Linked DNA regions of Homo sapiens: region 1 is linked to region 2. Evidence: chromatin contacts called from ENCODE Hi-C or POLR2A ChIA-PET data. All regions are on one chromosome and are shown on one strand. The core of a region is the stretch at or near the end of the contact, and the rest is flanking DNA. Distances in the headings are between cores, read along the strand shown.

Region 1 (2,700 bases), core at 87-2,586, 3.0 Mb after region 2:
AGATCAGCCCGGGAAACAAAGCAAGACTCCATCTCTTAAGAAAAAAAAAAACAAAACAGGAGGGGGGAAATCACTTCATCTACTAATAGAGATTTTTAAGCAACCGTTTATTTAAGAAAAAAGGGTGAAATTCAAGTTAATATTACTTGACAGTACGTTTCAGAAAAAAAAATACTCTGCAGAGCTGGGTGTGGTTGCCCAAGACTAGTCCCAGCTACTTGGGAAGCTGAGGCAAGAGGACAGTTTGAGCTCAGGAGTTGGAGTACAGCCTGGGCAATATAGCGAGACCCCATCTCTTTAAAATACAAACAAAAACTCGGCAATCGTTTGTTCTGAGTTGAAACCTTAAAAATCAAATATTTTGAACGCTTTCATTTAAAAGTGGAACACGACCCAATCCTAAAACATTACTTCATGACGACTTCCTTGACTCCAGTCATCCTTGTTTCCTCCTCCCGTTTTGAGCTTAATCCGATACCTCGCTGCTTCCCTCGCATCGCACACGCGGCGTGCAGACCAAGTTCTGTCATTGCTATAATTACCACACCCCCGATCAGCCGCTCCAGGCCCATGTTGTTATGACATCGGTAAACTGCAGCCGGCCGTCTCCACCCCCCGCTTCCCCCACCTCCCTCCGGGCCGCCGGCTCCGACCCGGTCTGTAACTTGTGAATTCCCAAGACGGTCCCTTTTTGCCAGGGTTAGAATTTTTACACGCCACCCCTGCTCCTTCCTGCCTCTGTCACAGCGCTCTGCGCGGCCCACCCCCGCCTCCCGCCCGCCGCCCGGCCGCGGCGCAGGCTCCGCGCTCGCCTCCTCTCCGCCCGCTGCCTCGGCGCCCCGCAGTCCCCGGCGCCGCTTACAGCCCCGCCGCCGCGCCACGCCGCCCCGCCCCGCCTAGCCTCGACCGGCGTTCCCGATGGCGATCACACCAGGGCTCCCCACCCCCACCCTCTCCTCCGCCGGCCTTGTGGCCGTTAGGACAGCCGGGCCCGTGACGCACGGACGCGGCGCGAGCGTCCGGCCCAGGAACCCCGGCTCTAGGCCCTGCCGGCACCCGCCCTCGCCCCAGGGCCTCTCCTGAGTCCCTCCGGGACTGCCCGGATCTGCCGGCGGGAGGGGGAGGGGCCGGGGCCGCAAGGCCCCAGCACTCACCAGGCTCAAGGCAACCGATCCCGGTGCCACCGCTGAAGTTAGCCCCTCGCTCGCCCGCCCGCCGTGCCACTCCCGCGCACAACCTCGAAGAGCTGGCCCGCGCCTCGGCGGTGCTCACCAGGCCTCGCTCTCCGCCGCCTCGCACCGAGCAGCGAGACTCAGCTCAGCCGGCGTTCGCAGTGCGCCTGCGTGCGGGGGCCGGCCCGAGCGCCTACGCGCGCCCCTCCGGCGCTTGTCGCAGAGGCTGCCGGGAGACGTAGTCTTGTAACGCTCTCTCGCCGGACATTCCTAATGGTTAGCGCCCAGCCTGTGAAGAGTCGGGGGTCGGGGAGGGGGTCTCGCTAAGAAGGAGGTTTGCAGACCATGGCAAAGGTTGGAGAAAGTTATATGTACAAACCTGTCTTTGCTAAGCTCTTCCAGGGCGGATCGATGCTCACCTCTGTATAGCTTCTAAGTACCTAATACGCGTTGATGGAATGAATGATGGAATGATTGAAGGCTGAGGGAGTATTACAAAATTAGTAGGTCAGCGCCTCGTGTCTAAAGGGCTCACATGCAGCATGAATGCAGGAAGCTTCTGGACATTCCTTTTTTAGTTATCTCCCATCCCCTTTGCTTGATAACGTATGCGTAGTATCAAAAATAATTAAGGGCCGGGCGCGGTGGCTCACACCTGTAATCCCAGCACCTTGGGAGGCCGAGGTGGGTGGATCACTTGAGGCTAGGAGTTTTGAGACTAGCCTGGGCAACATGGCGAAACCCCGTCTCTACTAAAAACACAAAAATTAGCAGGGGGTGGTGACGGGCGCCTGAAGTCCCAGCTACTCGGGAGGCTGAGGTGGGAGAATCACCTGAGCCCGGGGTTGACGGTGAGACTGCAGTGAGCCGAGATCGCGCCACTACACTCCAGCCTGGGCAACCGGAGTGAGACCCTGCCTCAAAAATAATAATAACAATAATAATAATAATAATAATGAAACTACATGAAACACATACTCGTTTTACTCTCAACTGCTCTCAAACGAAAACTTGGAGCAAATGATTGCTAATGTTAAATTTCATGGAATTCTTTGGGGGAGCAAATGGAGTAGTGGCTTCAAAAGAAGAAAAACTGAAGCCAGCCTAGCAGGGATCACGGAATAGTAGACAGATTTAAAACACATGCCAAGAAGCAAGGTGAAAGAGATGAGGTAGATTAATACATTTATAAATGTCCCAGGGAAGAGGAGAGGAGAGAGGACCACTCTACCTGAATCCTAGGTTATGCAATGTTCATTTGTCCTGGACTTCTCTCTGCTGCATCAGCATTCTCCCGCTGATGTTGTGTTTACTAAGATCAGAGTTGAGTTTGAGCAAGGGGGCTGGGGAAAGGGAAGGTGTGTTCAACAGGAGAGACTTAAGGGCAAGTTTGCCTGACCACAGCTAGACTGAAGACAGATCACCTTATTCCAATAAGGAACTAAGACTGATTATTCAGAGCCGGTCTTCAGTCTTTGGGAAAGCTAATTTATTTCCGGTTCACCCTTATTCCTAGCTAGTCCTTGAT
Region 2 (2,700 bases), core at 128-2,627:
AACAAGAGCGAAACTCCATCTCAAAAAAAAAAAAAAAAAAGAAAATAGATAAATATTTGTAGTTCTATGATTACTAAATATATCTACACTGACCTATATATACCTGTATAAAGATATATACCTGTACTATACTATATACCTATATTGTCCAGTATCATGTTGCCCACTGTCAAGAAACAAAATTTCATCAAATTTAGTTTAAAGTTCTTGGCCAGGCATGGTGGCTCACGCCTGTAATCCCAGCACTTTGGGAGGCCGAGGTGGGCAGATCACCTGAGGTCAGGAGTTTGAGACCAACCTGGCCAACACGGTGAAACCCTGTCTTTACTAAAAATACAAAAATTACCCGGGCATGGTGACACACTCCTGTAATCCCAGCTACTCGGGAGACTGAGACAGAAGAATTGCTTGAACCCGGGAGGCAGACGTCATAGTGAGCCAAGATTGTGCCACTGCACTCCAGGCTGGGCAACAGAGTTAGACTGTCCTCTGTCTCAAAAAAAAAAAAAAATCGAATTGGCTTTTATTAGTGATTCATGAATCAGGCAGCATCTCATCTATAAAACAGAAAAGTGTTCTAATGAGCTGAGCAGAAGGGGTTGGGCTTATAGGCAGAAAAGGGCTGAAGAAAGCAGAAATAAGGAACAAAAAGCAGATTGGTCATTTTGAAGTTACTTTCCTCAAAGAGTTACATCAGAGGGGACTTCTTTATCATGCCAGCTCAGGTATATGGGCCCCTTCTCCTATTTGTTGGAAAACTGACCCCTTTTAAAGCTGAGTTTAATTACGCAGCACCTAGGACAAGTTGCCTCCATTCTGGTTTTGTCTGCTCTCTTGAGGCCTAGTGCCAGAGTTCTGTCCAAAACAACGACCTCCCATAAACTTTATTTAACACCATTGATCTTTTTTCCTACGTCTAAGTCACCCCAACTGTTATAAATTCCTATTACAAAGGGATCCCTGCTATGCTAATTGCAACCTTTGGGGTCTAACCGTGCTGTACACACACACACACACACACACACACACACACACACATGCTCAACAAATTTATGCTATTTGATAAGAGGCAATTTGACGTCAAGAGAAGAACTGTTTGGCCTAGGCTCTATGCCAAGTCTTGGTTGTGCCACTAACCGTGAAACATACCCTCTCTGACCTTCAGTTTTCTGGCTGCAGACCTATTTTCCCAGGGGTGCCAGGGAGGGAGGATAGGCAACTGGTCCATTCGTTTATCCTCCCCACCTTCCCGGCGCAGCCTTCTCAGGGAAACTCCGCCTCAAGGCTGGGGACTGGAGGAAGGGTGGTGGGGCCACGGTGGCCATCTTTGTGCGGGGCGACCCGCCGCCCACGTGCTGCGGCTCCCGGGCCATCTTTGTGCGGGGCCGCGCTTCCGCCAGCGCCGCAGCGGGGAATCTGCAGTAGGTCTGCCGGCGATGGAGTGGTGGGCTAGCTCGCCGCTTCGGCTCTGGCTGCTGTTGTTCCTCCTGCCCTCAGCGCAGGGCCGCCAGAAGGAGTCAGGTGGGCTCCGGGCAGTGCCGAGCCTGCCCCTTGGGCTCGGGGTCTGGCCGGAGTCCCGAGGCGCTCCCCCGCGCGGCCGGCTCCCGGGAAGATGCCGTGGCCGCTGTAGCTCGGAGCTGGGCAGAAGGCACCGGGGCGCCTTGCGGCGGAGAGTGAGGTGCCGGGGTCTCTGCTCCTGCTCTGGACCCTGGAGAGTAACCCATTCCCCGGAATTCAGAATGACAGGGAGGAGAGGGAATTCCCCGTTCACCCGCAGGAGGCGTGGCCCGTGCTTGGCTACTCTGGACCTGCCTGAAACACTGAGGGGTCGGGGATGGGGGCAAATGTCGTGCGCGCGAGCGTGTGTGTATATGCGTTGCCAGAAGAGAAGAGGGGTTTAATGTCTGTAGCTTTTAACTGATCCTCTTTGTGGAGTTCAATTTGATTAGTAGAAAGTGAGAGTCCGCGTCACTATCCATAGCATTCTGAGGGTTGAGCATTAAGCTTGGGAATTTTCCAGTTTCTTGGACACCTGACAGCCGGATAGAGGAACAGACTTGACGTGAGCGTGGGAGTTGCACACACAAAAATTCCTCCCTAGCGTTTCGTTTCCATCAGTGGGATGGGAAGGGGATTTCTGAAAGTTTTGGTCTTCTGTTTCTTCTGTTGGTGTGGTGTCAGCAAATAACATTCAGGAAAATTTTTTTAACTCTCATTTACTTCACTTTTTAAAGGTTCAAAATGGAAAGTATTTATTGACCAAATTAACAGGTCTTTGGAGAATTACGAACCATGTTCAAGTCAAAACTGCAGCTGCTACCATGGGTGAGTTCTTTTCTTTGATGTGTCTTTGAGAGTTTAGTTGCTGTCACAGGAAGTATTCTAACATCCTTGAGAGATTTTGGTTGCAGTGGTCAGAAAGGCAAGGATGTTTTTCTATTTCTGGGGAATAAAAATGCTCTCGCATGGGAAAGGCTCAGGTGGTGTCAACCTAACCACTGACTCACTGCGGGATTCAGTGCATGTGCATCTGTTTTTCCCACTGGGCTGCAAGCTTCCTGAGGTCAGGGTCTGTGTCTTATTTGCTGTTGTCTCCCTGGTGCTAGCTGTCAGTGCGTGCTCGATAAATATTGTTGAGGAAATAAACCCATCTATCGCTGAATCTAGTCCTAAATTTCCTGATGGTTATCTTTAGAAAAT

What was found. A loop is a pair of places that touch in the nucleus more often than their neighbours do. ChIA-PET counts read pairs that join two places held with the same protein, here RNA polymerase II (POLR2A). Pooled maps may share reads with other maps.
Region 1: a map of CD4-positive, alpha-beta T cell shows a loop between it and region 2 (5-fold over the local background). The contact joins the promoter of KPNA1 here to the promoter of POGLUT1 in region 2. A Hi-C loop is called at or near these places in 1 of 168 maps with a recorded cell type or tissue (CD4-positive, alpha-beta T cell) and 5 of 50 pooled maps. POLR2A ChIA-PET finds 5 or more read pairs at or near these places in 1 of 52 experiments (B cell).

The regions. Positions count from the first base shown.
Region 1 is chr3:122,513,603-122,516,302 of GRCh38, forward strand. It overlaps KPNA1 (karyopherin subunit alpha 1), which reads right to left and starts at 1,337. Exons shown (of 14, transcript NM_002264.4): 1 at 1,155-1,337. LOC107984000 (a long non-coding RNA gene) reads left to right here and starts at 1,427. Exons shown (of 2, transcript XR_924403.3): 1 at 1,427-1,526. RefSeq lists a silencer at 615-1,304.
Region 2 is chr3:119,467,586-119,470,285 of GRCh38, forward strand. POGLUT1 (protein O-glucosyltransferase 1) reads left to right here and starts at 1,378. Exons shown (of 11, transcript NM_152305.3): 1 at 1,378-1,521; 2 at 2,235-2,325. The coding sequence starts at 1,437. RefSeq lists enhancers at 1,042-1,542, 1,235-1,404 and a silencer at 1,455-1,654.